7 separate regions of the Homo sapiens genome follow, and regions 1, 2, 4, 5, 6 and 7 are each linked to region 3. The links are chromatin loops, found by intact Hi-C in ENCODE. Cell type or tissue: OCI-LY7. All regions are shown on one strand. Each heading gives the region's core, and the rest is flanking DNA. Links, peaks and the distances in the headings are about the cores only.

Region 1 (4,457 bases), core at 191-4,190, 320 kb before region 3:
ACTTTAAACATTTTAGAAGAAAACATCATTGTGGCTTTGAGGGTAAGAAAGTTTCTCCTAAATAAGATGTAAAATGCACATATCATAAAGGAAAAGATTATACATGTGTCTTCATCAAAATTAATGACATTTGCTCAACCAAAAAAACATAAAAAATTAAAAGATAAGCTATAAACAGGGAAAATATATTTGCAACATGTACCACTGACAAATTGATAAGAAAAAGGGTGTATTTTCCTTTCAAAATGAAGGACATTTCAGATCTTGGGGAAGAGAAGATTTACAAGCAGACTGCATGATGGCATTTGGCTGACAAAAGTGAATGAAGTCCAAGTCCATGAGAGAGGCAGAGAGTCTTCCTCTATGATTCACTTTTCTACTAGAGACGCATCCAACTAAGGCCTTAGGAGAGCACCTTATTTTTCCCAAGCCCTGGATCTCACTTGGGGAGAGGCCAGAAGACAATGAGAGAGAAAGACACCACTTTAAGCTATAGACAACTATAGGTCTTAGGAGAGCACTAACTAAGGCCTTAGGAGAACACCTTATTTTTCCCAAGCCCTGGATCTCACTTGGAGAGAGGCCAGAAGACAATGAGACAGAAAGACACCACTTTAAGCTATAGGCATTTTCCCAGACCCAGGACTGACAGGAGGGTGCCATTTTTCAATCCGGTCTCTTACAAAGTCACTTATTATTTGGCACCTGGCAGCAGAGGCCATCACAGGCATTTTCTTCTTTGATCAGAGATTGGAGCACTTGCTCTGGAGTGGGGTAAGTGTCCCCACAGCCAGAATTGAGTGGCAAGTGTGGACTGTACCCCAAAAGTAAGTGCCTGAACTGGGCTGTCTCCTGTGACCAGATTAGAGTGGGAGGGGAGCGCTGAAGCTGTGGTTTCTCCTGGGCGGTGTGATTTGAAGCCAGGAAAAGCTCTGTGGCCTGGCCTGATCTGCGTGTGTCATTGCTAGGTGCCCCACGCTCCTCCCTTAGTTGAAGGAATTTATCCCACCAGTTTCAAGCAACCAGTGGAGGCATGTGGACCCCAGCACTGCTTGACTGGATTTGGAGTGTGAACCACACCTCCCTTCCCTTGCAAAGAACTTGGTGCAGCAGCAAACCCTCCACTTCACAACTGGGTATATTTCCAGTCACTCAGTGTACCTGCTTGCCTGAAATAGGAGCCTGAGCTGCCTCTTCCCACCCCCACACCCACTCCCCACTCCCTCGCCAAGATCCTGTTGTAGCAGCAGTTACTCCACTCTGCAGCAGGTACTCCTTTCCTCTCTGGGGGACATATTTCCAGGTATTTGGCTCACCCTGGACATATCTCCAGGCATTTGGAGCATCCACTTTTCTAGATTGAGAGTCTAGGTTGTCCCTCCTTTCCTGGGCAGAGAACTTGGGGAAGTGGAGATTTCTTCACTCCATGCCCAGGCACATCTATGGGCAGTTGGCAGCTGCCTCCCAGACTCCCTTTTAACCTAGCACTTATGCCTGCCATTGGGGTATGTATAGGCAGGCTTGGCTGGTCTGGCCCTGCCCAGCTTGATACCTCCATCTGGGGAGTGAGCAGGGAGCTTAGACCACTGTACATTCCACAAAATTGCCCATTGCATGAGGCAGCAGAAGACATCTCAGGGTAAACAAAGATCAAGCCTATATCGGTGTCAGCCACAATTAGCTCTTATCCATAAGTGCCACCCACTGGCCTAAAGGATGAACTGCACAACTCAACAGAAAATCTGTTGACACAAGCACACAGCACTAGGGAATGAGATAAGCTTCCTGAGACCTCCACCATACCAGCCTCTCAAGAGGTAGTGAGCCTGCTTACATACCCAGTACATTGCTACTACAACCAGCATCTGAGAAATCCACTACACAAAGATTACCTACAACCATGGAACCTAAACAGAGCCTTTGCCGCTGAAAGCACCCAGAACCAAACCCAAAGGATGCTACAAAACACACATGACAGCTTGAGGGGGGAGAAGTCCCATTCAAGCAAAAGTAATTCAGAAATAAGAAGGAGAAAATGCTTATTCAGATGAGAAGGAACCAGAGAAACAATTCTGAAAGTATGAAAAAAAAAAACAGAGTGTTACAATACTCTCAAAGGACCACAATAATTCTCCTGCAACAGATCCTAATCAAAATGAAATAGTTGAAAGACCAAATGAAGAATTCAAAATATTGAATTTAAAAAAGCTCAATGATATCCAAGAGAAAGGTAAAAACCAATACAAAGAAATTGGAAAAAAAAATTTAGGACATGAAATAAGAGATAGATATTATTAACAAAAACCAAACAGAACTTCTGGAAATAAAGTACTTGTTGGAGAAATTACAAAATGCAGTTGAAAGTTTCAACAATAGACTTTACCCAGCAGAAAAAAGACTTTTAGACCTGGAAGACAGGTCTTTTGAATTAACCCAGCCAGACAAAAATAAAGAAAAAATAACTTAATAATAGTGAACAAAGCCTTTGAGATATATGGAACTATGTAAAGGGACCAAGCCTGCAAGTTATAGGTATTCCAGAAGGAGAAGAAGAAAAAGTAAAAAGTATAAAAAGTATAGTTGAGGAAATAATTCAGGAAAACTTCCCTGGTCTTGCTGGAGATCTAGACATTTAGATACGTGAAGTTTAGAGAACTCCTGGAAAATACATTGCAAGAAGAATCTCACTAAGACATATTGTCATTGGACTGTCCAAAGTCAACCTGAAGGAAAAAATCCTGAAAGTATCAGACTATCCAAAGTCAACATGAAGGAAAAAATCCTGAAAGTGGCAAGAGAGAAGAGTACAATTACCTATAAAGGAAATCTCAGCAGATTAACAGCAGACTTCTCAGCTGAAACCTTACAAACCATTAGAGGCTGGGGTCTTAATTTCATTCTTCTTAAATAAAAGTTATGCCAGCCAAGAATTTTATGTCCTGCTAAACTAAGCTTCATAAGTGAAGGAGAAATAAAGTCTTTCCCAGACAAACACAGGGAATTCATCACCTCTAAACTGGTCTTACAAAAAATGCTCAAAGGAGTTCTAAACATGGAAATTAAAGGGTGATACCTTCCTAAAAACACGAAAGTATACAACTCATGTATCTCATAAAGCAATTACACAATTGAGAATTTAAAGCAACTAGGTAATAATTAACATTATGACAAGAACAAAACCTCACATTTCAAATGTAAATGGACTTAAACGTAAATGAAATAAATGCTCTAATTAAAAAAAAATAGGCTGATGGAACAGATTAAAAACAAAATCCAACGATATGCTGCATACAAGAAACCTACCTAACTGGTAAAGATATTTACAAACTCAAAGTAAAGGAGTGGAAAAAATACTTCACACAAATGGAAACTAAAAGTGAGCAGGGATAGCTATACTTAAATCAGACAAAACAGACTTTAAATCAAAAGCAGTTAAAAAAAACACAAAGAAGCATATTATATAATGATAAAGGGATCAATTCAACAAGAAGAGATAATAATTCTAAATATATATGCACCCAATAGCAACACCAGAGCACCCAGATTCTTAAATACTACTAGACCTGAGAAAGAAAATAGACACCAATACAGTAATAATGGAGAACTTCAATACCCCACTGACAGCACTAGACAGATCATCAAGGTAGAAAATCAACAAAGAAATTCTGAACTTAAATCACATGCTAGACCAAATGGACCTAACAGACATTTACAGGACTTTCTACCCTACAACCACAGAATATGCATTCTTCTCTTCTGCATATGAAACATTCTCAAAAATTGACCATATTCTAGGCCACATGCAAGTCTCAACATATTTTTAAAAATAGAAGCCATATCAGGTATCTTCTTGGACCACAGTGGAACAAAACTAGAAAACCAACACCAAGAGGAACTCTTGAAAGTATACAAATACATGAAATTAAGTAATCTGCTCCTGAATGATTGTTGGGTCAACAATGAAATTAAGGTGGACACAAAGAAATGGAAAAACATCCCATCCTCAAGGATTGGAAGAGTCAATAGTGTTAAAATGACCATACTGCCCAAAGTAATCTATAGATTCAATGCAATTTCTATCGAACTACCAGTGTCATTCTTCACAGAATAAGAAAAAAAATCATCCTAAAATTCATATGGAACCACAAAAGAATCTGAATAGCCAAAGCAATACTAAACAAAAAGAACAGGGTGGGCACAGTGGCTCACATCTGTAATCCCAGCACTTTGGGAGGCTGAGGTGGGCAGATCATGAGGTCAGGAGTCAGAGACCAGCCTGACCAACATGGTGAAACCCTGTCTCTACTGAAAATACAAAAATTAGCCAGGCATGGTGGCACACGCCTGTAATCCCAGCACTCAGGAGGCTGAGGCAGGAGAATCGCTTGAACCTTGGAGGCAGAGATTGCAGTGAGCTGAGATCACGCCACTGCACTCCAGCCTGGGTGACAGAGAGA
Region 2 (4,457 bases), core at 150-4,149, 310 kb after region 3:
CAGCCAAGGAAAGGACAAGAGATATTTAATAATAAAGCATTCCAGGTAGCAGAGGCGGCAACGATGAAGCTATAAGGTGAGGGAGAGCTGGATACATTCCTGGAACAGAGAGAAGGCAAGTGCAGTCAGAGCTTAGGAAGTGGCGGGAGAGGTAAGCCTGGGTCAGATCATGCAGGGCCTTGGAGGCCATGGTGAAGAATGTGGTTTTTATTTATTCCATATGCTCTAGGAAACCATTGAAGGGTTTATGTGGGTTTATGTGCCCGCAAGAGCACAGCGTTATCTTTTAAAAAAAAAATCATTTGATGCAAGAGAACAATTAGATTGAGCAAGGAAGCAGGCAGGCTGGTTAGGAATGGTCCAGGTGAAAGCGATGGTGGTCTTCCCTTTAGTGGGAGTAGGCCAATTAGCCATTTGGTATCTTGGGCTCTGCCAGGGCCTACAAGCTTCTCAGATGTTTAAGACCTGAATAAATGTATCGGCTTCAAAATACAAGAAACTGCATGCTGAAATTAATAAGTGTTTAAAAGTATGCAAAGTCAGCATTTTGTCAACTTTAATAACTTTTAATTTGATATTCAAATTTTAATATCATTACATTTGAAGCCATTTCTAGGTCAGATTTTTTTCATTTTGCAAAATTTCTGAGTATGTATAATAGGTGTGTAGAAATCATAATTGTAAGCAAAAGAATTAATCATAGCCATATACTTTCCAAGGGAAACTTATTTAGATCTTGTTAGAAGTTTCTTTATTAAAAAAAACTGCTGGAGGCTGGGCACGGTGGCTCACACCTCTAACCACAGCACTTTAGGAGGCCAAGGAGGGCAGATCACAAGGTCAGGAGTTTGAGACCAGCCTGACCAACATGGTGAAACCCCATCTCTACTAAAAATACAAAGAATTAGCCAGGCGTGGTGGCGCGTGCCTGTAATCCCAGCTACTCAGGAGGCTGAGGCAGGAGAATCGCTTGAACCTAGGAAATGGAGGTTGCAGTGAGCCAAGATTGCACCACTGCACTCCAGCCTGGGTGACAGAGCGAGACTGTGTCTCAAAAACAAACAACAACAACAACAACAACAAAAACCGCTGGAAAATAACTATACTTAATGTAAAATGCAAATTTATTCTAATGTTGACTATGATTTGATATGGGCATTCAAAGTGTGAGTATTTAAGGGCTGGGAAAATCTCCACAAGGTGAGGTAGTAGAATTAGAAATGGAAAGAACTGGCCACATTTAGAAATATATACAAGGACCTTGTTGGACTTGCTGGTGTTGAGGGGTGAAGAGTCTTGGAAGATGTTCACGTTCCCAGTTCAAGCAAATGGGAGCAAATATGAGAAGAGCGTTTTGTGAAAAGGGCAAGACTGGAAAAGAATTAAGTTTTGGACAGGGCAGGTGAAGGCTGTGGATTGAGAGGTAGCTTGGGATACATGTATTCAAAGTGCTTGAGGCCTCTCAAGTTCAGTATGGTAGTTCACACACAATCCTGCCCTCCAAGAGCTTGCAGTCTAAAGGTGTTTGTGTTGACCAGGCTTCCCTTAGGACATGGAACCAGAGTAAACTTCATGGTGTCCGTAGAGTACTTTTTATGTAAAGTGAAATGACCTTGTGGTAGTTCTGTTGTTTGGGGAGGAGCTACAGATGGACAGAGGTCCTGCCACCTACTACTCACTTTGCCTTGCTGATGTTTGAGGTAGTCTTGGTTTGATCTGCACTATGACAGAATTTTCAATACAATGTACATTTCTGCCTATCTGTAGGAGAGAAGAAGAGAGCACATGAGGGCCAGGTTTTCTGGGATGAGGGAGGTGTCTATGTATAGATTTACCATAGTTCGTGTTAAGGCATTGAGGAAGGGGATTAAAAAATAAAAAATATTAAACATAAATATAGAAGTTAAAATCCCTAAAATTTACCTTTACTGTCTTTTATTTACTATTTTTTCTTTTGAAGGGTATTCAAATTAAAGGTTCCTTTATGGAGCAATTCTTAAAACTTATTGGAGCAAATCATCTTAATAATTGCATAATCATTTGTTGCAATAGATAGATTCAGAAATAAATCGTAGGAGACCAAAGAGTTAAAATACTGCTTACCTTGTAATTCTGTTTGCCTTAACTCTGGTGTTTCAGCTGGTCTTAGAGCTCCTCCTACTGGCCAGTTCCATGATCTGAGTTTATCCTTCCAATACCTGTGGTTTGAGACCCTGGTGTAGCTCAGTGCATTAAAATTCAGAATACTTTCAGAATTTGGTAAACGTTTAAAAATTAGTTTATTTTATATGGTGGGTATTTTCAGAGCTCAAGCAATGTCTCTGTTCCTGTTCACTATTTATATGCTGCCTGTTTATCTCCTGTAAGGGGGAAATTTTCCATAAAGTTTATGATTCATATGTCCTAAAATAATCCAAAATTGTCACTCTTTACTAGCTCCGATTGGTGTCATGGACCAAAGTCTTATGAAGGATTTTCCTGGCGCTGCTGGGGAGATTTCAGCCTATGGACCTGGACTTGTCAGCATTGCCGTGGTACAAGATGGGGACGGCAGGAGGGAAGTGAGAAGCCCAACTAAAGCCCCACATTTGCAGCTCATTGAAGGAAAGGTATGGTAAATTAGCACAGTATGTGGTTTTAAACATTTACTTAACCTAGAGGGTATCTGTTGTATTTTCTGTTTCAGAAATCAAGTATTTAAAATTAGTTGTTCTATGTTCTCTGCTGGTCATTTATGTTTTCAAATATGCATAGTGGTCTCTAACCTTTGATTGTTGTTCAAAGCAGAATATTTCAATGTAAGTTATTTTAATGCAAGTAAGTAATTTACTGGCCTTTTTGACTGTCCTCATAATCACCTTATCTAATTGAATCCTCAAAGTAGAAAAGCTATGATGATTTGAAATTTATTTTTGGTTTGGTCCAAGTAAAATTTAAAATGTAGCTTCTTGATTATTTTAATTATTGACTTGAATTTTTTTACATCACCAAAGATAATCTTTATGAACAAATGTATTCATTAATGATCTATAATTAATGAAATTCTCAAGAAAAGGTAATTGTTTTGTGAATAGAGAGTGAGAACATGGTGTGTTGCTTTTGGCTTTATCTTGTGCGTACACCATGGTGAAATGGAGAAGTAACCCATATTGTGTTCTCAAATGTGTCACTGTTATCTTTTGTTACCTTGGGCAGTAACATCACTTGAATATTGATTTGAGAAGCCTTTGAATTCTTCAGATCTCTTTTCTGTGTCTGCACAAAGCGACTTTTTTTTGCATGCAACATTGGAAGTAAGCACAGATAAAAACAAATGAATCCATCATATTGATTTCATAGTGTTTTCTATTTTATTTTTTTTATTTTTTCGAGATGAAGTTTCGCTCTTGTTGCCCAGGCTGGAGTGCAATGGCTCGATCTCAGCTCACTGCAGCCTCTGCCTCCCAGGTTCAAGTGATTCTCCTGCCTCAGCCTCCCAAGTAGCTGGGATTACAGGCGCCTGCCACCACGTGCCCGGCTAATTTTGTATTTTTAGAGAGACGGGGTTTCACCGTGTTGGTCAGGCTCATCTTGAACTCCTGACCTCAAGTGATCCACCTGCCTCAGCTTCCCAAAGTGCTGGGATTACAGGTATGAGCCACTGAGCCCGGCCGTATAGTGTTTTCTAAATTTTAACTTTGAAAATTTTTAAAAGACATAAATGTATAAAGACATGCTAGATGAAGTAGCTGCCAGTGCCTCAGGAATTCCTACACTGATAGCCTCTGAGGCCCAGCATGGAGAAGGTCTCAGGGACCACCACATGGGCCCAGTCTTGTGCCACAAGGTCAAGTGCTACCTGTATAGCAAGTGACATCAAATCATCGACATTCCATCGTTAAAGAATTTGTGACTGTCATATGGAAAAATTATTTGGTGGGGAATTCAGATAAAAATAACAGAAATTGTGACCAACAAGGTTTCTTTCAATTGCTGACAAGTTGTCAGGATAGTTCTTTAAAAATTTTGCTAACAAGGCACCCAGGAGAGTGACTGCTTACATCTGAAACAGAAGAGCTCAGCATTTCAGAATATCTCTGTTCCATTTTGCCTAGTTAACTTGACATATCTAGTTATTTTCCTTAAAAAATGAAAAAGTTCTTTTAAATTTCAAAGGAAATCCTCCTTGTCTGCGGTGAACAACTGGGTACACTGGCATTTTTGCTAATGCTTTGAATGTCTGTCAGCAACCAGGTTTAAAAGTAAATAATGCTGTTTGAGTTTCATGGGATCTATTTGCAACTAGTTTGAAAATAATTAAATGAGTCATATGTATAAATTTTATGTGACACAAGTAGTCTAGTCTTTTCTCTTTAAAAATGGGTCATTTAATTCATTTCTAACTACACTGTGTTAATATGGTCCCTCCTTTAAAGTAAACGTTTTCACTAACTACTCATTTTTTCTTTTGTCCTCTT
Region 3 (4,457 bases), core at 187-4,186:
AAAGAGCTTCTGCACAGCAAAAGAAACTACCATCAGAGTGAACAGGCAACCTACAAAATAGGAGAAAATTTTCACAACCTACTCATCTGACAAAGGGCTAATATGCAGAATCTACAAGGAACTCAAACAAATTTACAAGAAAAAAACAATCATAATTTGTTTTCTAAATATTAAGCATTCTAATCTAAATAAAATGCAATCTGATTTAGATTTTATGTACCATTCAAGCAGTGACTGTTTCTATTTTGATCACCACTCTGTGCCCAGCACCCAGTGTCTGGCACATAGTAGGCACTCAATACATATTTACTTAATTAATATGATTTGGAACAGGGAGCTCCTTACACGTAGAAATGACTCTGCGTGAACTGGAGCTGGCCAGTGGGAGGGAAGAATGTGAGACAGAATGAGATGGGATGGGTTTCTCAGGTGCAGAGACAGTGCTCTGTAACTGATAAGACTGTGATCTCAGTTACATCACAACCATTCCAAGTCTCATATTACTTTTCTATAGGGTAAGATTGATTCTGTGAAATTAACTGCCAATAAATCATTTAAATGCAGTTTGAAATGTTGACATATATAGTTTAAGCATTTTTTTAAATAAATGTCCTTGGGTGCTCTCATTTCAAAGTTAATATTATAAAGACAAAGAAACATTTTGAAACGGAGATATTACCTTCACCACTGATTGTCATTCTGTGATTAAGTTTGAAACCACTTGGAAGAGGACAATCCATTTGAAAGCAAAACAAGAAAGATAACCAGTAAAGAATCAAACTGTCAGTCTACAAGTTTTGTAAATTGTTGTCATCCCATATTTCAAAATCTATCATTTACACCAATTATTTTTACCTAACATACCTAATATGATACTGGAATGATACCTAATATGGATATTACTAAATTTGTGGCAATGTAATCCAAAAAACCATGCAAGATATCTTTCTGAGATTTTCAGCAATAGTTTGTAGAAAACTCTTAACTATAGGATGGTGAGTCACCCAAACCCATGATTTAAAGGGCCCAAAAGACTTTTCTGAGGACAGAGACATTAAATACAAAATGTGGCAAATTTAGAAAAAAAAAATTCTACTTACTACTACACATGGCCTTCATTTCTAGAGCTGCAAATCAGTCTTAACTGCAGCAAAGGGTCATGGAGAGCAGGGAGCGGATATTAATCTGCATGCCCATCTCCAAAACTCTGGTATATGAGAGCAGGCCATCAGATGTCTGAATTTGCATGAGGAACCCCCTAGGCTGAAATAGGAAACAAAATGAAGGGTGGCCTTAGGATTTTAGGAGAAATGCTCATGAACCTAGACGGAAGTCAAAAGTTGCTCCGACTTCTGCGGGAAGAAGGGGTGGCCTATAAAGGCAGTAAGTCACCCTGAGACAGGGGAAGTCAAAAGACTTGTCACTTGGATTGTGCCACTGGGTTGACCATCCTTAGGGAGAAGTACTTTAAAGTACCTCCAGGAAAGGGGGTCCCTCAGTTACCCTCATGCCCAGTCCCCGGTATACCTGGTTCCAAGGCCTTAATTGAGGCAACTGCTGAAAGATGGTCTTTTGGAAACCTTGAAGAGCGACAGGAAGAGGGGTAAAAAAAGCTTACCCAGTTGCGGTGAGCAGCACCAGCGTAACAGGCCAGCAGAGGAAGCTTTGAGAGCAACAGGATGCAAATAACCACAAGCAAGAATAGCAGCAAAAGTGAACTCTGGCACCACCTCGAGGCTCTTCAGGGGATGAAGCAGGTGAGGCAACAGTGGTAGAAATAAATGATGGCCAGACTATGCAAGAACAGCCATCGTGGCAAAGGCAGGCAAAGCTGAAATAGCCTCCATGGAAGGCCAGGAGCATCCTCAGCACCCCTGGGAATTGGAACCAACCTGACTTGGAAACCCAGAAGCAAGAGTAGTGTCAGAGACCACAGCAATGTCACTCGTGCTCCAGACCATGCTTATGGCTGGTGTGGCCTGGTAAAACAGGCTTGCAATAAGAACATGCACTCACATTCTTACGGAGCCACGGTGATTTTGACAACTTCATGAAGGTCAAATGAGGTTTAAAACTTCTGCTCTCTCCTACCAGGATGCCTTTTTCTTGAAATGTCCTATTTGCAGTCTCTGAAGAAAATAAAGAGAAACAAAGAAATGCTACTACAGTATTTTCAGTTCTTTTTAACTGTAAAAAAAAATACCAGTTCAAACAATCACTAATTATTTTACAGTGAAGATTACTTTATACACCTGCTTCAGATATTTTCTTTAAAAGAGAGAAAAAATCTACAATGTGTATGATAACAAATGCTATATGACAGTTAAATGTCCAGTGATTTCACACCTGTGGTAAAGCACACAAAAGCAATAATTTGAAAGGGATATCTAATAAACAGAATAACTGCTGGGCTGACATGATGCTGATTTTCACAGAACATTCCAGTGGTTTCCCTGAGTATAAAAAAGGACTAGCTTATCTGAAACCCTTCATATCTCAAACTTCTGCTTCCAAGATGAAGTAGCAGAAACCTTCCCTGAGCAATGAGAAACGAACAAGGTAAGCCCTTTGATTATTCCAGCTTACATCTTTGAATGCCCAAGGTCTTGTGTAAGGAGATGAAACAGATAGAGTCCAGCCCTTTCCTGGATTGAGGCAAAGGAGCTGAAAGGGACAGAATACTTGAGAAGTAAGACTTGTACCAAGAAAATTCCAGAGCTCTTCAAAGGGTTCCCCTAGAATATTCTGCTGAGTCCTGATCAGTGCATGTGTGCAAGGAAACTACCAGAGGCTGGGGAAAAACACATTCAAAAGGATTAGAGGGAAGAGTGTCTAGTACTTTAACAAGAAAAGGTGAGCCCTTTGATTGTCCCAGCTTATATCCTTGAGTGTCCAAGGCCTTCTATAAGTAGGAGAAACCCAGATGGAGCCCAGGAATACTGTTCCATTAGCCAGACTGGAAAACCCCAAGATTCATGAGACATTAGGTAAAAAGAACAGTCTTGCCTCAGTAGTGGGGAATAATTAACTCTGGACTGGTACTCTTTTAGTACCACCTAGGAAATCTTAGAAGCAAGGCCCAAAACAAACAAAAAAACAAACAAAAAACTATTTCCAAGTAACTTAATTGTGTACCAGAACAATGCCCAAGGATATTTATAGAAATACAAAACAATTCAGCATCCAACAAGGTAAACTTCACAATGCCTGGCATCTAATCAAAAACTACTAGGTGTGCAAACTAACTGGTCAATATGGCCCTCATTTTTGAAAAGATAAATCAATTAATCAAAAGTTACTCAGAACTGACATAGAGGTTAGAATTAGTAGATAGGACATCAAAATAGTTATTGTAACTGTATGTCCTATGTTCAAAATGTCAAGTAGATGTTGGGAGAAAAGCTGAGTGTTAGGAGAGAAGCTGAGGCAGGGCTTGCATGTCTGACATAATGTAAAAGAGTCTTGGAACATGTCCGGGGTCCAGGGTCTAAAACCCCTCGTGGCCTTTGGAATATGTCCAGACTTGCTGGCTCCTTGCTTCTAGCACTCCCATTATCTCAAGTAGTCATATGTTTCAAAGAAAATGCTAAACCATCACAGCTGTAACTCATTCGCTTGATACACCACTTCCTTTCAACCTCCACATCCTCACCACCTGTTTCTTTGTCTGATCACCAATAAATAGTGTGGGCTCCCACAGCTCGGGGCCTTCACAGCCTCCATACTAGCGTTGGTCCCCTGGTCCTACTTTCTCTCTTAACTTGTCTTTTCTCATTCCTTTGACTCCACCGGACTTCGTAGCCCCCACGGCCTGGTGTTGAGTCTGATCACCCCAACAAGTAGAGACATGGAAACTATTAAATCCAAATCCAAATCAAATTTATATACAGATGGAAACTGCAATGTCTGAGAAAAATTAACTGGATGGAAATAACAGGTGAGACACAGCAGAGCAAAATATTGGTAAATTTGAAAACAATGCAATAGAAGCCAAAATAAAACACACTAAGAAAAAGAAAACATAAAGAAAAAAGAACAGAGAATAGAATATCAGTAAGCTGTGGGGCAACTTCGAGTTGTCTAATATGTCTGTAACTGAAGTTCCTGAACAAGGGGGAAAGAGATGGAGTTAGAGAAAATATATGAAGAAATAATGGTGTTGCAGAATAAGAACTGCCACAACTACAATGGAAAATAATCTGGGTAGCAACTATTAAAATTTAGGCTATACAAGCATTTTGAGCCAGCAATTCCAATTCTAGGAAAATACGAAGAAATAAAAGCATCAGTATACGAAATTCTATGAAAAGATATTTATTAAAGCATTTCCTGAAGTTGCACAAACTGGAAACAACCTTCATCAATAAATAAATGGTTGATAAATAACCATATGACCACCATGAAGATAATAAAATTAATTAGAATTACACACACAGACATGAGAAGATGGCCATGAT
Region 4 (4,457 bases), core at 56-4,055, 330 kb before region 3:
AGCACTTTGGGAGGCTGAGGCAGGCAGATTACTTGAGGTCAGGAGTTCAAGACCCAGCCTGGCCAACATGGTGAAAACCCAACTCTACAAAAAATACCAAAATTAGCCATGTGTGGTAATGCACACCTATAATCTCAGCTACTCAGGAGGCTGAGTCAGGAGAATCCTTTGAACCCAGGGAGGCAGAGTTTGCAGTGAGCTGAGATCATGCCACTGCCCTCCAGCCTGGGTGACAGAGTGAGACTCCGTCTCAAAAAATAAAAATAAATAAATAAAAATAATAATTCTGCACAAAAATAAACATTTAGACGGCTGCTGGTCAATTAGAAAGCACATTTTTGGCCAGGCGCGGTGGCTCACGCCTGTAATCCCAGCACTTTGGGAGGCCGAGGCGGGCGGATCACGAGGTCAGGAGATCGAGACCATCCCGGCTAAAACGGTGAAACCCCGTCTCTACTAAAAATACAAAAAATTAGCCGGGCGTAGTGGCGGGCGCCTGTAGTCCCAGCTACTTGGGAGGCTGAGGCAGGAGAATGGCGTGAAGCCGGGAGGCGGAGCTTGCAGTGAGCCGAGATCCCGCCACTGCACTCCAGCCTGGGCGACAGAGCGAGACTCCGTCTCAAAAAAAAAAAAAAAAAAAAAGAAAGCACATTTTTTTTCACTGAGATAATTATTTTTTACAATAGATTATTTATTACATTATACTACAAAGTTATCCTTTCTCCGGGGATTTTAAATTACGCAGCCTAAACCTACAATCTGTGCTGGCTGTACTACTTCAGCCAGCAGGAACAACCCACGATGCCATTGAGTGCAAATGTGGATTCATTTTCTAGGGCTGCCATAGTAAAGTTCCACTAACTGGGTGGCTTAAAACAACAGATATTTATTCTCTCACAGTTATGGAGGCTAGACGTTCAAGACCAAGATGTCAGCAGGGTGAGTTCCTTCTGAGGGCTGTGAGAGAGAGCGTGTTGCGTGCCTCTCTCCTAGCTTCTGGTGGTTTGCTGGCAATCTGTGGTGTTTCTTGGCTTGTAGAGACATCACCCAAACCTCTGCCTTTATCTACACCAATTTCCTTTTTTTTGTAAGGACACTAGTTATATTACAGCCCATCCTACTGACTTCCTTTTAACTTGATTTCCTTTGTTAAGGCCCTGTCTCCAAACAAGCTCATGTTCTGAGGTACTAGAGGGGTTAGGACTTCAACATACAAGTTTTGTAAGACACAATTCAATTCATAACAGCGCAAAAGAGCAAAGTTTATAATTGTGCTGTCAAACCATGGCCCCAAGAAGCCTAAGGATTCACAAACTACACAACCCTCAGTTGCCTCCCAGGAAGGGACAGTAGACAGGGCTTCACCTTCGCTGCCTTGGATCAGAGCAGCACTGCCTCTCCCTGCTTACACGTTGATTTTCACGTGAGAGTTCCTGAAAAAAGAAAAATGATCAGAAAACTGTTCTCTGTGTAAAATACTAGCAATACCCTTTAGCCTTGTGCCAGCCCGGGCAGTGACAGCAGCATGACACAGATGAAAAGCAAGTGCCAGCCACTTCCTAGCCCTCACTGGATCGCTGCATTTTCTTCTTGCTCTAAAATTCTAAGAATTGATCCAAATGAATTGCACTGTTTTACAATATTATTTTTCCTTTGCCTCCTGGGAGTAAATTTGATTTTCTTAAGAAATGTCCTGATTCAGAAAAGTGGTTTTTGTTTACTGACAGTCATGGGCATGACATAAGACTTGAAAATTCAGTCTTGTTCATTTATATATTTTTTTATTATGTGCAATTTGGAAATACAAAAAATACAAAGAAAATAAAAGAATAACACTATCCAACGAGTATATTCTTTTAGAAATTAGAAATCAAAACATGATATATAAACACTCTCAAACTTTGTTATTAAAACCTATTACACAAGAGGGCGCTAGATTAACGTATAAGAGGATGCCCCACAAAGGCCAGGCATGTAAATTAGCTATAGTATATAGTATATAATGTAACCTAAGATAAAGTTTAGCCATTGTTTTTTTTCAGAGCTGAGAATTGGCAATAGTTACGAATTATTTTTTCACATTCCATATGGAATTTAATCTCTTCACATCTGTGAATCCAAAAATTTATCTGAAGAAATTGTCCCAACAGACACACAGACACACACACACACACACACACACACACACACACACAGAGAGAGAAAGAGAGAGAGAGAGCAACATGATCCACTCCACAAATGCCTGGAGAATATATGCACACATCTCTCACTCGACCTGAAACAGCAATGAGGTTTTACATTATTAACTGTTTTTATTACCCATATAATGTGTTATGTTAAGTAATTAGAGGCAGTTGTCAAAATAAATTAAGTAAACTCTATTGGTGATGTAGCTTGTCCTTAAAAAGGTTATTCATTTACATGTTTGCTTAGTTTAAATCTATAAGGAAATTATGTGTTTTTAATGCACAGTTTATTCTGGCAGGCTTGTTCTTCCTAGCTTTACGGTTCTCTATCTCACAGAGTTACTTATAGACATCATCAGGACAAATCAACAAAATTTTCAGGAACAGGAAGAAATGTACAGAAACATGCATATCCTCATTTGAAATTTGCCCAGTTTAAACATCCAAAGTATAAAGATTTGAATTTATGTAGAAGGAAAAAGTCAATAAGCTCTGGTTAAAGTTCAAGGGAAAAGATGCTCACAATTCTAAATCTCATTCTACAGTAAAGTCTTTTGATAGGTATCCAACTAACAACTTTGCAAAGAAAATTAGAATTTTTACTAAGTCTCTCGCCACCCCCATCACACTAGACTACATTAAAAACAGTGTGGGTTCTAGGCATAGATGGACTTGAGTTTAAATCCCAGACTGAGGCTTGATTTTCTTACCTCTAAAATGGAACAAATATTCCTGACCTATTTGGTATATCATGATGGCATTTCAAATAAGACAATGTTTGCACAACATGCAGATCAAGTATTTATAAAGTGTTAGATACCTTTCCTCTTTCTTTTTTTCCCTTTTCTTATTTCCCTTCCTGCTTTCCTCTGTTTCCTTCTTTTTTCCTGATTTGTCTGATTTCAAAAGGTGGCAGGCTTCCAAGAGTGGTAAGCTTTATATGTTGTGCTTACAATCACGTTTAATATTTGGTTGTTTTTATCTGTGAACCATTCCTAACCCCCAGGCCCACCCACTGCCCACACCCACATTTAGAAATTCACACAGGTAGTTCCTTGGGGGCTGTACTCTGAGCAGTGCATACAGTGTCTGACTCAGAGTAAGTGTTCTAAGCATTCTTAAATGTATATTTCAAAAGGGGGCATATTCTTTTCCTGTTACTGTTCATTTCAGCTCTATGACACACTACACTTCACTATTAGACAGGGTTTTTTTTGTGTGTGTGTCAGGCAACAGAATCATCCACTCCACTGGTGTAAGACAGGGACTGTTTAAGGGATATGTGCAGCTCATTTTTCAATTGTTGGGGTTATTGCAGAATCAGACTGAATTTCCAAGAGCTGTTGAATCAGAAAGCCCCTGCCATGGCTGCCAGCACAAACGTGCCACCTCGGCCGTGACCTCCATTAGCAAAAGGGGACACCCCAAACCCTGCCTTTCTCTATACATGACTCAGCTATGAATCAAAATCTCATGTGAGAGCCTCTAAGGGTAGAACCTGAGTTACATTTGGAATGCTACTTTTTTTTTTTATACTTTAAGTTCTAGGGTACATGTGCACAACGTGCAGGTTTGTTTCATAGGTATACATGTGCCATGTTGGTTTGCTGCACCCATTAACTCGTCATTTACATTAGGTATTTCTCTTAATGCTATCCCTCCCCCTGTCCCCCACCCCACGACAGGCCCCGGTGTGTGATGTTCCCTGCCCTGTGTGCAAGTGTTCTCATTGTTCAATTCCCACCTATGAGTGAGAACACGTGGTGTTTGGTTTTCTATCCTTGTGATAGTCTGCTCAGAATGATGGTTTCCAGCTTCATCCATGTCCCTAAATAGAACAGCTCTGGTCTGCAGCTCCCAGCATGATCAATGCAAAAGACTGGTGATTTCTGCATTTCCAACTGAGGTACCTGGTTCCTCTCATTGAGACTGGTTGGACAGTGAGTAAAGCCCACGGAGGGTGAGCCAAAGCAGGGCAGGGTGTCACCTCACCCATGAAGTGCAAGGTGTTGGGAGATTTCCCTTTCCTAGCCAAGTGAAGCCGTGACAGGCTATACCTGGAAAAAACGGGAAACTTCCGCCCAAATACTGCACTTTTCCAACGGTCTTAGCAAACCGCACACCAGGAGATTATACTGCATGCCTGACTCGGCGGGTCCCATGCCCACGGAGCCTTGCTCACTGCTAACACAGCAGTCTGAGATTGACCTGCGAGGCAGCAGCCTGGCAGGGGGAGGGGTGTCCGCCATTGCTGAGGCTTGAGTAGGTAAA
Region 5 (4,457 bases), core at 174-4,173, 170 kb before region 3:
AAAAAACAAACAAGTTTATTAGCAAGTTTATTAGTTTATTAACGTGCATCATAACACATTATTCAAGAGACACCTCAGTGAAAAGTAACTCAAAATGGTTTCAAATTCCACTTATATATCATCTTCAATAAAGAAAATACATTTGTAGAAAAATAACAGGATGAAGGAAAGTAGATTTAGTCTTCCAAGGTGGGAAACTGTAGGACGGTAAACAGATGGAGAAAACTAATGCAATAAGGTTGGTTTACTGATTCCTCTGGTGCTGTCTCTGAGCTCCTAAGGGTCTACAGTTGTCTCCAGTAAAAAATAATTTATATCCTGTCTTTAGACAAAAAAGGGGGCGTATATAGAGTGCTTTTCCTCCAGTTGCTGCTTCTTTAGCTTAAAATTTTTTATCCCAAAGAAGCATATTTTTGGGTGACATATTCGATTTACCTCACACGGATACCTTCTGCTTTCAAATGTGCATCGAATGGCATGCCAGGAAGTCATGGAGCCCAGGTTTCAGCTCATAAGCAGAGAATGATTGAAGGGTGGCAGAATATGCCACCTCGAAGTATGCCACTTTGGCATAAGGAATATTTTGAGCTAAAGGCACATAAAAATAAAAGCAGCAGGTACAAATGCTCTGACCCTACATTTTTCTTCCCAAAAGCAAGAGCCAAAACCCCCATATGTGCAATTCTTTTACCAGGAGGAAAATAACATTCTTACCAAGGACAGGAAGTTGAAAGTGAGGAAATTTTGTAAAACAGACCTTGTTAAACTCATTCATATCTTCCTTTAGCCTTTCCACATAGTTTAGTTATTGTTCCACAATTGCCACTTTATTCAAGCTAGTATAAAAGCATTTAGGTTGTGCCACGTTGGGTTTTCATTTCCCTATGAAGCACTCCCATATCACATAAAACTTATATTAAATAAACGTGTATGCTTTTCTGTGTATCGGTCTTATGTCAGTTTAATTTGCAGGCTCAGCTGAAAAACTCTAAGAGGGTAGAGGTAAATTTGGCCTCTCCTCTAAGATCTAAAACAAATTTGGTCCTACCACACTGCTGCAAAAACCTATTGATGATATATATGCTCACTGCTCATAGGACAAAGACCTAACGCTAAACCAGGACCTGCATGGTCTGGCCCTTGGGTCTGACTCTAGTCTCGTTTCTGGTCACAGCCTCATTGGCTCTCTGTATCCCAACCACTTACACCTTGTTCCTCAAAGGTGGCATGCCATCATGCAATCCCCACCACAGGGAAACACTCACTTTTCTCTGTCAAACAAATGCTACTACCCCCCTATTCCTTTCTCCTTTTCCTACCCTGCAGCTCTCAATCAGTCCTCATTTTCTCGGGAGGCCTTTCCTGACCTCCCGGCCAGGCCAAATCCCTGAAGACAGTTCCCACAATCTCTTGCACCCCTTCTTCATGGCCCCTCTCACAGGGGCTTTTGTGTCTATTTGAGCAATTGTCTGATTAACATCAATGAGCCCAGTGAGGGTGGAGATCCCGTCTCTTTTGTTTTCCATTGTGTCTCCAGCATCCAACACAGAGTCTGACCCACAACCGATATCCAGTATACATATTTGTTGAATAAGTTAACAAGCACAATGATCACCCTGCTCGTCTGTGTTTTTTTATCTCACTTTGTTGGGTGGTATCCATAGATAGAGTCACGGGCATACCTGCATTGGATTCAGGGCAAAAATCCTTTGGCAATCTAGGCAGCTTTGTTCCCACTGAGAAAATTATAAACCTGAACAAAAGCTGAGGTTTGAGAAACGAGGACAAACACTGCTTTTGCACAGTCAATAGAGATTTTCACAGCATGTTCTCACCTTTTTTTTTTTTTCCCTTTAAAAAATTAGTTCTCTGCTATTGCCCAAGTAGGAGGTATACAATAGAGAGGAACAATGAGGAATTGGGCAGGGGGCCATGCTGAGTAGCAGGATATGATATCAGGTAACAACTTGTGAGCCATGTCCTCAGAGTCCTCCTGCCAGGCTATATCTGAATTGGTCACATCTTCTCCGAAAGCAGGCGTCCCCCTTCTGTGCACACTGACAGAGCCTGGTGCTTTGCAGAGCGCCTGCCAACTCCCGAGGAAGGCTTTGTTGGCAGGAGCACCAGGAAGTCTTGGTTTCTTAAAGGCAAGCAACCCACTGTTGAAATTTATGTTGGCCTCCAACTGCCACAAAGACAATCTGCTGAAAAGTTTATTTCAGGTTGAAATGAAAAGGAAATGTCTTAAATGAATCCAGCTGTTTGTTTCAGTTCTCATTTTTTAACTAGTTGAGCCCAGCATATTGATTTTCAGAAAAAAAAAGATTAAAAGGCTGCAGATGTATACAGCCCAGGGTATTGATTTTGGGGGGAAATTCAGTCAAATAATCAAAATGTCATTTCTGGATAAGAGTCCCCATCTTTTTGGATTTTAACAGGAAAATAACGAAGCCCTCCAGCGGACTGGGGAGGAAATAGACAGTAATTCTGCTGCTGCTTGTGAGCAAGTAACCCATTAGAAACTGGATGTAGAGAAACCCCTAAGGAAAAGTCTTTTTGCTTGTTACTCTCCCGTGTTTTCAGTTTTGAGCTCTAGACTGCGAAGGAAAAGTAGGAATACTTTTTTCATAATATTAAAAAACTATAATGTAATAATTTTTAAGATGCAGATTTCCAGGTCTCCAAACTATGAGACTTTGATGCAATTGGTCTGGCATGAGAGCCAGGAGCCTGCATTTTATTTTATTTTATTTTATTTTTTAAGATGGAGTTTTGCTCTTGTCTCCCAGGCTGGAGTACAATGGTGCCATCCCGGCCCACTGCAACCTCTGCCTTCCCAGGTTCAAGCAATTATGCTGCCTCAGCTTCCTAAGTAGCTGGGATTACAGGCACCCGCCACCATGCCCGGCTAATTTTTGTATTTTTTTTTTTTTTAGTAGAGACCGGGTTTTGCCATGTTGGTCAGGCTGGTCTCGAACTCCTGAGCTCAGGTGATCCACCGGCCTCGGACTCCCAAAGTGCTAGGATTACAGGCATGAGCCACCACACCCAGCCAGGAGCCTGCATTTTAAACTCGCACTGCACCTAGCTCTCTGAGAGCTAAGGAAGTCCTTCTGAATAGGTACTTCAATGATTCCCAAAACTTTTTCTTGCCATGGCACACGTTAAAAATGATAGACTTTGCCTAGCATACTGGAGTAAACAGATGGGATAGTTTCTAAGGATTAACTGAAGTTTTTGAAGGCCTTGATTATCATGGTAATTATACTGATAATTAACTGAATTCTACAGAGAATGAAGCAAATATGGACTTTGCCAGAGGCCAGGACTTTGCCCCCTTCTTTCTCCACCGACTCCCTCACAGGCTTCCACACCTACAACCACCCACTAGCCAAGCACCCCTGAACTGCCGACTGAACCTGGAGTAGGGCTAAGGCTGGGCCAAGAAAGGGAAGGGACTAGGCCCCCCAAGAGGAAGACAGTGAACAACTTTTTTTTTTTTTTTTTTTTTTTTAATGAAATGGGATCTGGTTCTGTCACCCAGGCTGGAGTGCAGTGGTACAATCATGGCTCATTACAGCCAATCTTCTGGGCTCAAGTGACCCTGCCACCTCAGCCTTCCGAGTATCTGGGATGACAGGCATGCACCACTATACCCAACTAATTTTTTCATTTTTATTTTTGTAGAGATGGAGTCTTGTTTTGTTGCCCAAGCTGGTCTCAAACTCCTTGGCTCAAGCAATCCTCCCACCTCAACCTCCCAAAGTGTGTGGGCCAATGTGCCCGGCCTCAACTTTTTTTTAAGGTAGACTTTTGATCACCAAGTTGTCATATAGTTACAAAGTTGTTAGCAATTTCTGAAAGGGTATTATTGCTTAAAATAAATCACTCTTACATAAATAATACCTAGTACTTAACTGGGACATACTGTATGTAGACCAAGAGCAGGCAGATGAGGGTGCACACCTCTGATTCTCAACCAGGAGTGATTCTGCCTTCCCCCTGCCCCACTCAGGGGGACATCTGGTACTGTCTGGAACCATTTCGATGATTGCTACTGGCATCCAGTGAATAAAGTTCAAGGCTGCTACTAAACACCCTTCCATGCAGACCAGCTCCCTACCACAAAGAATTATCTAGCCCAAAATAGTCATGGCGCTGGGGCTGAGAAACTCCTCCTTACATGAACATGTGGGAGGACAGAGTGTGTCTCAAAGGAGTTTTTCGTTTCTGTGAATGACAGTGTCTGGCTGAAGAGAACATATTTTGTTAAGGTGAAGTCTGGAAAGAAATGCAGGTTTAAATATTGTCTGTAAGTCAATGTTTACATTGTGTTTCAAGTTCAGTGCTGCTGGTAATTGTTTGGACCTCTGAATTGGTGATTGTGTCAGCCTAACTGCAAACCATTCCCATGGGGACCTGGGTACAACACCTCTTAGGGCACAATGCAGAGCCAC
Region 6 (4,457 bases), core at 326-4,325, 260 kb before region 3:
TTTCTAGCTTCCTCTCCACCATCCACTCCTGTTCTGGGTCTCTCTATTGGAAGTAGCCTCTCATTCCCATATGCATCTAGAAGTATGCACCTAGAAATATGGACATATATTTTCCCAGGCAACAGTCCCAACTCTAGTGTTTATCTAAGCTGTGCCTCTTTGCTTCTCATATTTTCCCTAGGTTCCTCAACTCATTTTCCTCTGTACTTCAACTGTCAATGTTTAGCTCAGGCCATGTCTTTCTAATAACACATTTGGATACACCCACTCTCAGGTTCACTGGCAGGTGCGGAGACTCACACTTCCCAGGCAGTCCAGCTCAAATCTTCCCCTAGCCCAGCGGAGCAACAGATGACACCTTCTCTTATCTCACCAGCCTCCCTTTTCTCCACATGTGTCTCAAATATTCACTTCCTCTGAATTCTTTTGACTTTATACAAACCACTATCAGTGTGTGGGTCTAGGATATTGTCTGTGCAGATCCCCTACTTGCTGTGGGAAATCATCCAGACTCCATGGTGTTGTTATAACAGGACTCACCATCTTCTTGCAGATCCACTACCTTGGCCACAGCTGACTGGCCCAAGGGCATCACCTGATCTACAATTGGGCCATAAGAGTTATTCTCCAGTTTGCTTTCTAACTGGAATTGAGGGAAAAAAAACAACAATCCTTCTTGTTATGGGTTGAGTTGTGCTAAGAGTATTTTATTTACTTTCCTCAAATCTGTGAATTTTCCAGTTTTCCTCTGTTATTGATTACTCATGGTAATTGCAAACTTGTGAAATTTGTTGAGACTTGTTTTGTGTTCTAACATATGGTCTATCCTGGAGAATGTCCCATGTGCACTTGAGACAAATATGTTTTCTGCTGGTCTGGGTTGAAATATTTTATATATATATTTTAGGTATAGTTTATAGTGTTGTTCAGGTCCTCAATTTCCTTATTTCTGTTCTGTCTAGTTGTTCTGTCCATTACAGAAAGTAGGGTATAGAAGTATTCAATAATCATTGTAGAACTATCTATTTCTTCCTTTAATTCCATAAATGTTTGCCTTATACATTTTTGGCTTTGTCAGATACGTGCATGTTTTTTATATCTGCTTAATAATGAAGCCTCTATATCCATTCAGAAACTTAAAAGGATCATAGCTTTTTTTTCAAGTTGCTCAGGAATTCTAATAATAGATTGGGTAGCCACATGTTTTACAATTTAGTATTTAACATAATATTTAGGATATATATATTATTTGGCATAATGCAGGGTCTAGAAGCTTTCCTATAGCCAATTAATTCACATAAAGGAATATAGAAAGTTTTTCAAACATGAAAAAAGAATAATTAGGACAATTGAGTGAATTTCTAATCAAGTTTGAAATGAAAATCAATTACAGAAACCCCTACAGAACTTCCTCCTCTGTGAAAATGTTACAATGTGAAATTTACATGTAAACAAAGGATGCTTTGTAAGAAGTACCTCTCACAGTAGATAAATGTTATTTATGTAAACACCTGTCATACTTTTAGTAATTTTGTAACCCAAAAAGTGAATCTTGTATAAAGTATTTTAAAAGTGCATTTTCTAGTTCTCTGTCATTAAAAAGTAACTTCATCTAGTTCCAGGCAGCAAAGAAAAAACATCTGTGCCTTGTGCCTTGGCATTTTCTTTTATAGTGTCCTCCTGCGTAGTTGATCCCCGTGCCCAGATGTGAGAGCTGCTGTTTCTTTAAAGGATGTGGAAGATTAGTTCCCTGTGCTTTTGATGCCTGTCGGAAATTTCAGTACGGTGCATTAAGCAGCTTGAATGAGTCAGAGAATTTTTTAAAGACCCAAAGTTAGAAGGTATAAAACAGCTTTTAAAAAAAGCAAATAAAAGAATATAAGGTCGTATTTGATGTTTAAGTATGGACCTCATTCTGGCGCTGCAAATAGGTGGAAATAATCCCCAGGCTCACAGAGGGAATATATGATCTATAAATTATGCATCGATGTGACTTGTTTTTACTTACTACATCTGCTCATTCCATAATTCCTCTATTGGAAAATGTGCTCTTCCTTCCCTGAGACAGTGAGGGAACCAGGGAGAGCCAGAAATAGTGTGTAACCTAATTTTTTCTTTGTCTATCACCACCTCTGTCAACACATACACACACACCACACACACACACACACACAGAGAGAGAGAGAGAGAGAGAGAGAGAGAGAGAGAGAGAGAGAGAAAATAATTTCCAGTTAGTCCTCATGAGAATGAGAAATTGCTCCAGAAATGGGGCTAGAGCTGGGGTCGGGACTCCCATCACCAGATTTGAGGCTGAGTAGGAAAATGGGAGGGGCCTGCTCTGAAAAAGGAACAAGTAGGTCAGTTGAAGGAGGGCATAGGAGGACTGAACCCTCTGGGGGCGCCGCTGAGCTGGCTGCAGCTGTTCTGTACTGCCAAAAAGCAGATAGCCGTGGAGAGAAAGAACAGAGAGAGCACCAGCTGAGACAGCATGAACAGGGACAAGGGAGAGGTGAGGACTGGCCAAGCCTACTTAGGCAAGAAGGATATTTATACAACACTTTACAGTTTATGAGTGTTTTTATTCCACTATGCCACTTATGTTTAAGCAAATGAATTATGTAAGAGGCAGATAATATTATCTCCAGACAATGTAATTATTTACTTTCACAAATAAAGAAACTGAGGCTTGCCTAAGACCGCAGTTTTACTAAGGATAGAGCTATAATTCGACCTACCTCACTTTATGCCTCTTAAACCTGTCCTTTTTTTTTTTTTTTAATTTTTTTGAGACAGAGTCTTACTCTGTCACCCAGGCTAGAGTGTGGTGGCATGATCTCGGCTCACTGCAACCTCTGCCTCCTGGGTTCAAGCGACTCTCCTCCCTCAGCGTCCTGAGTAGCTGGGATTACAGGCACGCGCCACCATTCTTGGTTAATTTTTAATTTTTTTTTTAGTAGAGGTGGGGTTTCACCATGTTGGCCAGGCTGGTCTCAAACTCCTGACCTCAGATGATCCACCCGCCTTGCCTTTCCAAAGTGCTGGGATTACAAGTGTGAGCCACCACGCCTGGTCAAACTTGTATTATTTAGAATGTCGGTCTCAAGCAGGCCTACTTAGCTGTGGGTCAAAATACAAGGCAGTAATGCAAATCTTCCAGTAGAGCTAGAGCTGAGTTTGTGATGGAGGTAGATGCTAAGAGGTCTGGCTGGGCTTATAAGCTGTTTTCAATAATAAGTCATTTATCTTAAAGGCAATAAGAATATGACCAGATTTATATTACAACAGAGATGTGCAAACTATGGCCTCCAGAACCAAATCTGGTCTGCTGCCTGTTTTGTAACCAGTTTTATTGAGTCCCATCTGTGCCCATTTATTTACATATTGTCTATGGCTGATTTAGTGCTACAACTTGTAGATTTGAATAGTTACAACAGAGAACATGGGGCCTGCAAAGTCTAAAATAACTATGATCTGGCCCTTTTCAGAAATTGCTGACCTCTGTTTTAAAAATCAATCTGGCTGCAACAGGGATTAGAGGGAGCCAAGATGAGAGACAAGAAGCCCAGCCAGAGGTGACCTCAGATCTCAGTGAGAGATAATTGGAATCTGAAGTTTGTTGTTTGGGGCAATGGCAAGGTGGGAACATGATCAGGTTTAAAAGATGCTGACATGAAGACGTGAGAAGGCTTGAAGACAGGATGTGTGAGTTGAAAAAATGGAAAGATGGGAATGATTTTGATTACACTATAACTTTTTAAGATGGAAACTGAAGGCACAGAATTAGATACCTCCCCCAGGAAGAGATGAAAGGACAGACCTACTTCGTCTCTAATCAAGAATAAGGGAAGAGACTCAGGTGGAACTTTAAAGAACACAGGCTGGGAGTGGTGTCTCACCCCTGTAATCCCAGCACTTTGGGAGGCTGAGGTGGATGGATCACTTGAGGGCAGGAGTTCAAGACCCCATTGAGGATCATTTGAGCCCAGAAGTTCAAGACCCTGTCAAGGATCATTTGAGCCCAGGAGTTTGAGACCAGCATGGGCAACATAATGAGACCCCATCTCTATTTCTCAAAAACAAAATAAATTTAAAAATAAAACTACTGTGTGGGTGAATAAAATGGATCTTTTGTACCTGAAAAAGCTTTGGTTTATGTTCCAGGAGCCAAACTGAGTGGGACAATGTGTATTTAGCCTGAACAGATTATTAAAGTCCAGGGGCCCCCAGTGCCTGGATGTCATATAAGCTGCCAAACATCATTGCTAACTCAGTGTGGAATGGGAAGGATGGAAGCTGGACATCTTGGCAAAACCCCATCTCTACCAAAATACAAAAATTAGCAGGGTGTGGTGATGGGCACCTGTAATCCCAGGTTTGCAGGAGGCTGAGGCAGGAGAATAGCTTGAACCCAAGAGGCGGAGGTTGCAGTGAGCCAAGGCTGCGCCACTGCACTCCAG
Region 7 (4,457 bases), core at 229-4,228, 180 kb before region 3:
TTTTATCTTGCAAAACTGAAGTTCCACCCATTAACAAACACTCTCCATTTCCCTGGCCACCACCATTCTACTTTCTGTTTCCAGGAATTTGACTACTCTAGAGCTCTCATATAAGTGGAATCGTATAGTATTTGTCTTTCTGTGACTGGCTTGTTTCACTTAACATAATGTCCTCAAGTTTCCACCATATGTCAGAAACATATGTCAGAATTTCCTTCCTTTTCAATGCTAATACTCCATTGTGTGTATACACCACATTTTGCTTATCCATGCATCCATCAATAGACATTAGGGTTGCTTCCAGCTCTTGGCTATTGTGAATAACTCTGCTATGAACATCGGTATAGAAAATATCTCTTCAAGACCATGCTTTCAATTCTTTTGTAAATATACCCTAAAGTGGAATTGCTGGATCATATGTGTATTCATTCTCAACAGAAATAGAACCCATAGGAAGGAGGGAAAGAGATGATTGATAGACAGATAATAGATAGATAATGGATAGGTAGATGATAGATAATGGATAGATGATTGATAGATAGATAGATAGATAGATAGATAGATAGATAGATAGATAGATTAGATAGATAGATAGATAGGAGATAGGTAGGCCAGGTGCGGTGGCTCACTCCTGTAATCCCAGCACTTTGGGAGGTTGAGATAGGTGGATCACTTAAGGGAGTTCAAGACCAGCCTGACCAACATAGTGAAACCCCATGTCTACCAAAATAAGTTAGCCAGGCATGGTGGTGCATGCCTGTAATCCCAGTTTCTTGGGAGGCTGAGGCACGAGAATCACTTGAACCTGGGGGGCAGAGGCTGCAGTGAGCTGAGATGGTGCCACTGCACTCCAGCCTGGGTGACAGAGTGAAACCCTGTCTCAAAAAAAAAAAAAAAGAAAAAAGAAAAGACAAAAGACGAATAGATAATACAAAATCAGTTTGCATGATTATGGAGACTGAGAAATCCCACCATCCGCAAGCTGGAGACCCAGCAAAGCCGGTGATGTGATTCTAGTCTGAATCCAAAGGCCTGAAAACCAGGGAAGCCGAGGGTACAAATCCCAGTTCAAGGGCAGGAGAAGACCAATGTTCCAGCTCAAGCAGGCAGGCACGGGGGACAAGAAAGGACACATTTCTCCTTTTCCATCTTTTTGTTCTATTCAGGCCCTCACTGGTTAGAATGATGGCCACCCACACTGAGAAGGACAATCTACTTTACGGAGTCCACCAACTCCAATGCCAATCTTATCCGGAAACAGCCTCACAGGCTTAGCCAGAAATAATATTCAATCTAGGCACCCTGCTGCACAAATTGACACATAAAATTAACCATCACAATAAAGTAATTCTGTTTTTAATTTTTTGAGGGTATTTATTTTTTAAACCAGATAATACATTCACTTGATTCAAAAATCATAATGCTATAAAATGCTTTACTCTGAGAAGTCACAATTCATAACCTTTTCCTCATACTAATCACCAACTACAGCTAACCATACACACACACACACACACACACACACATATATCTATTTCATATCACTCAAGTGTTCCTTTATACAAATGCATACCTATATACTCTCATTTTCTAAGGCCAGAGGCCGCTGTGGTAACAGGACTGGGGCCCCCGTGATCTTCACTCCTGATACCATGCTTTGAACAGGTTATATTACCTGGCAAAATAGACATGGCAGGGGGAATTAAGGTTATGTTTCCTAAAAGAAAGAGATTATCCTGGATTAGAGCGGTAGGGACACACCAATCACTCAGCAGAAGGAGAGGCAGGAGAGAGAAGGCAGAAGTGGAAGTCGGAGATTGAAAGCACGGCAAGGACTCAGCCCACCGTGGCTGGCTTTGAAGAAGGAGAAAGGGGAGGGTCAGCCAAAGGATGCAGTCCACCTGCAGATGCTGGAAACAACACCCTTCACCCAGACAGCCAGCAAGGACACAGGAACCTCAGTTCCACTCATGCATGGAAGCAAATTCAGTCAACAACCTGAATGAGCCTGAAAGTGGGTTCTCCCTCAGAGCTCAAATAAGAGCCCCATCTGTCTGACTCCTTAATTTAGGCCTTGTGAGACTCAAAGCTGAAAAAACCATCTGAGCCCACCAGACTTCTAACTTCTAGAACTAGCTCTGGCTACTGCAGCCTGGAAATAATTTTTTACTGTGTTTCATCTGTTTTTAACTCTGTCCATAATCCCTTTACCCGACAAACACACACGCTGTGTATAGCACTCACTACTACACTCTCACAGCTTCTGCTCCCCCCAGGGAGGTCCAGGCCAGGCGCCTCTCTCCTCTGTGAGAAGCGCATACTGTATCATCAGGCAGATGTGGCCCCCATCACTTGCCTGTATCCAGCCGGTTCCATGTTCGCAGCCCTCCCCGACACCTGGACTCACCTGCAGCCTTGCCCTTTCTAGATGCCATCACTTTTAGAATCAACATCAAACAGTTTAGCATTTCCTCTACTCTATACTTCTTTATGTCATTGATTTTCTTTGTCCAGTGAAATTAGGTCAATTTTTACTCTGCAGTTTGACCACCCAGAGCAAAAGGCACAGAAAACACAGTGATGCGTATTAGGAAGTTCACTAAACTATACCAGATTTGTCCTATCATCTTTGTCTTGGTCCTATGTTTTCCTTATTTATAAAGTAAAAACATTGGCTCAAGTAAGGGTGATTAATCATTTTTTCACCCTAATACATTTGAAGGATATGAAACAATCTCATTGACAACAATGGGAAAATATAGAATGATTGTTAATTGAAAAATTTTCAGAATCTCTGAGGAAAGGAATTACGTGACATTTGAAAAGGTCCCCCTAGACTGGGCACGGTGGCTCACACCTGTAATCCCAGCATTTTGGGAGGCTGAGGTGTGTGGATCATCTGAGGTTAGGAGTTCAAGACTAGCCTGGCCAACACGGTGAAACCCCATCTCTACTAAAAATACAAAAATTAGCTGGGTGTGGTGGTGGGCACCTGTAATCTCAGCTACTCAGGAGGCTGAGGCAGGAGAATTGCCCGGGAGGTGGAGGCTGCAGTGAGCCGGGATCGTGCCATTCCACTCCAGCCTGGGCAATAAAAGCAAAACTCCTTCTCAAAAAAAAAAAAAAAAAGAAAAAGAAAAAGAAAAAGAAAAGGTCCCCCTAATTAGGATTGCCAGATAAACTGCAAGGCATACAACTAAATTTGAATTTTAGATAAACAGAAAATAATTTTTAGTGTAAATATCCTAAATATTCAATGGAACATACTTATACTAAAAAATTATTCATTGTTTAGCTGATATTCCAATTTAATTGGGCATCTAGTTTTTTTATTTGCTATATCTGGCAACTTACCCCTATGTAACTCTAATTCTCTTTTCTTAGGATATGAATGGCTGAGAATCACTGTATGAATTTCATTCAATAAAAATGTTCTGACTGCCAGGAACTGTTCTCAGGGCTAGGAATAGAAATTAACAAGCAGTCCTTTCACTGTTGTTTTTAAATCTTATAGCGCTTGCATTCTCATAGGGAGTTCAGGGACACAGAGACAATCAAAAATATATATAAAAATATATAACATGTTATTGAGGAAAACAAAGCAGGTTATGGAAGTGCCAGTGGGCAAGAGGAGGGATGTCATTTTACATAGGGTGGCATTTGCACAGACACTGAAGGATGGCTTATTTGGGAACCAAGATGATACTTTTTATCTCAAAGTTCTGCTCCAATTCATTACTTAATGACTCATCAAATGTTTATTAGGTGCCCAGTATGTATCCAGCACAAACTAAGTAGTGATGATACAGAAAAAACAATGTGACATACGCATGGTCTCAGATCTCCTCTGTCTTTTAGGATTTTATAGACTAGAAGGGGGAGATTGGCAAATAAACAAGTAATTATCTAAGGATTTCAATGTGCTTTGGGCAGAGGTCCATGGGGGAGAAGGGATATAGAAAAAATATGATCGCTCCTCTGAAAAAAATTACCAGAAAGCATCACTGGAGCTGAATCTCAAATGAATAATTGTATGCCAGGAACCGGGAATGGACATTCCCAGCTCCAGGCAGCAAACTGCTGGAGGGCCAGAAGCTGGAGGTCATTCAGCAAGGGTGGGCAGGAGCTCCAGAGGGGCTTAGCCAGGGGCAGAGGCTGGTCCCCAAGTGAGAAACCTGTGTGTCACACTGAGAGTTCCAAATGATTTTAAGTGGAACAATAGGATAGTAACAATTACTCAAGCAACAAGAACGGAGGCTGGGCTGGAGGAAGCTGGAGAGCAGAACCTAAGCAGAAACTTCCCTTAGCTTGAATTGCCTCCAGATTAATAATATGGATGGAACCAAAATGTGAGACATTTATTAGCAATATTGAGAAACGATTATATAGGAAAAAAGTGTTGAAATCCAGTGTTACAGTTTTTCTTCTTCACTTTGGCTACACAGATTTGACCAAGG

Evidence for each region. Peaks named below come from ENCODE experiments on the same cell type or tissue, not always from the same donor. Only the 100,000 strongest peaks of a DNase experiment are listed, where the experiment ranks them.
Region 1: a loop joins it to region 3, with 2.4 times the contacts of the local background. A loop is called at or near these places in 7 of 110 quality-filtered maps.
Region 2: it touches region 3 in a loop (2.7-fold over the local background); 12 of 110 quality-filtered maps call a loop at or near these places.
Region 4: a loop joins it to region 3, with 9 times the contacts of the local background. A loop is called at or near these places in 73 of 110 quality-filtered maps.
Region 5: it touches region 3 in a loop (3-fold over the local background); 3 of 110 quality-filtered maps call a loop at or near these places.
Region 6: a loop joins it to region 3, with 5 times the contacts of the local background. A loop is called at or near these places in 7 of 110 quality-filtered maps.
Region 7: a loop joins it to region 3, with 6 times the contacts of the local background. A loop is called at or near these places in 5 of 110 quality-filtered maps.

Annotation. Positions count from the first base shown.
Region 1 is chr6:131,517,012-131,521,468 of GRCh38, reverse strand. No RefSeq gene overlaps it. Among named protein-coding and RNA genes, the nearest start is that of ARG1, 54 kb to the left of the region's middle. In OCI-LY7, for the core only: CTCF peaks have their summits at 1,510 and 1,710 (motif pointing left); a DNase peak (open chromatin) is centred at 1,698.
Region 2 is chr6:130,883,248-130,887,704 of GRCh38, reverse strand. It overlaps EPB41L2 (erythrocyte membrane protein band 4.1 like 2), which reads left to right. Exons shown (of 20, transcript NM_001431.4): 12 at 2,437-2,609. Among named protein-coding and RNA genes, the nearest start is that of SMLR1, 58 kb to the right of the region's middle. In OCI-LY7, for the core only: a CTCF peak has its summit at 2,161 (motif pointing left); a DNase peak (open chromatin) is centred at 2,154.
Region 3 is chr6:131,197,133-131,201,589 of GRCh38, reverse strand. It overlaps AKAP7 (A-kinase anchoring protein 7), which reads right to left. Exons shown (of 8, transcript NM_016377.4): 6 at 2,017-2,129. Among named protein-coding and RNA genes, the nearest start is that of AKAP7, 64 kb to the right of the region's middle. RefSeq lists enhancers at 1,451-1,550, 1,601-1,650. In OCI-LY7, for the core only: CTCF peaks have their summits at 1,536 and 1,740 (motif pointing left); DNase peaks (open chromatin) are centred at 1,679 and 3,639; H3K4me3 peaks cover 1,471 bases; H3K27ac peaks cover 2,624 bases.
Region 4 is chr6:131,531,816-131,536,272 of GRCh38, reverse strand. No RefSeq gene overlaps it. Among named protein-coding and RNA genes, the nearest start is that of ARG1, 39 kb to the left of the region's middle. RefSeq lists an enhancer at 4,409-4,457. In OCI-LY7, for the core only: CTCF peaks have their summits at 1,737 and 1,941 (motif pointing right); a DNase peak (open chromatin) is centred at 1,942.
Region 5 is chr6:131,366,292-131,370,748 of GRCh38, reverse strand. All of the region lies in intron 3 of LOC105378005 (a long non-coding RNA gene), which reads left to right. Among named protein-coding and RNA genes, the nearest start is that of ARG1, 200 kb to the left of the region's middle. In OCI-LY7, for the core only: CTCF peaks have their summits at 2,285 and 2,488; a DNase peak (open chromatin) is centred at 2,178; H3K4me3 peaks cover 1,687 bases; H3K27ac peaks cover 4,000 bases.
Region 6 is chr6:131,458,078-131,462,534 of GRCh38, reverse strand. No RefSeq gene overlaps it. Among named protein-coding and RNA genes, the nearest start is that of ARG1, 110 kb to the left of the region's middle. In OCI-LY7, for the core only: CTCF peaks have their summits at 2,175 and 2,381; a DNase peak (open chromatin) is centred at 2,404.
Region 7 is chr6:131,375,163-131,379,619 of GRCh38, reverse strand. The region is part of intron 3 of LOC105378005 (a long non-coding RNA gene); the gene reads left to right. Among named protein-coding and RNA genes, the nearest start is that of ARG1, 200 kb to the left of the region's middle. In OCI-LY7, for the core only: no CTCF peak of the experiment used is centred there; DNase peaks (open chromatin) are centred at 1,639 and 1,989; H3K4me3 peaks cover 1,678 bases; H3K27ac peaks cover 2,782 bases.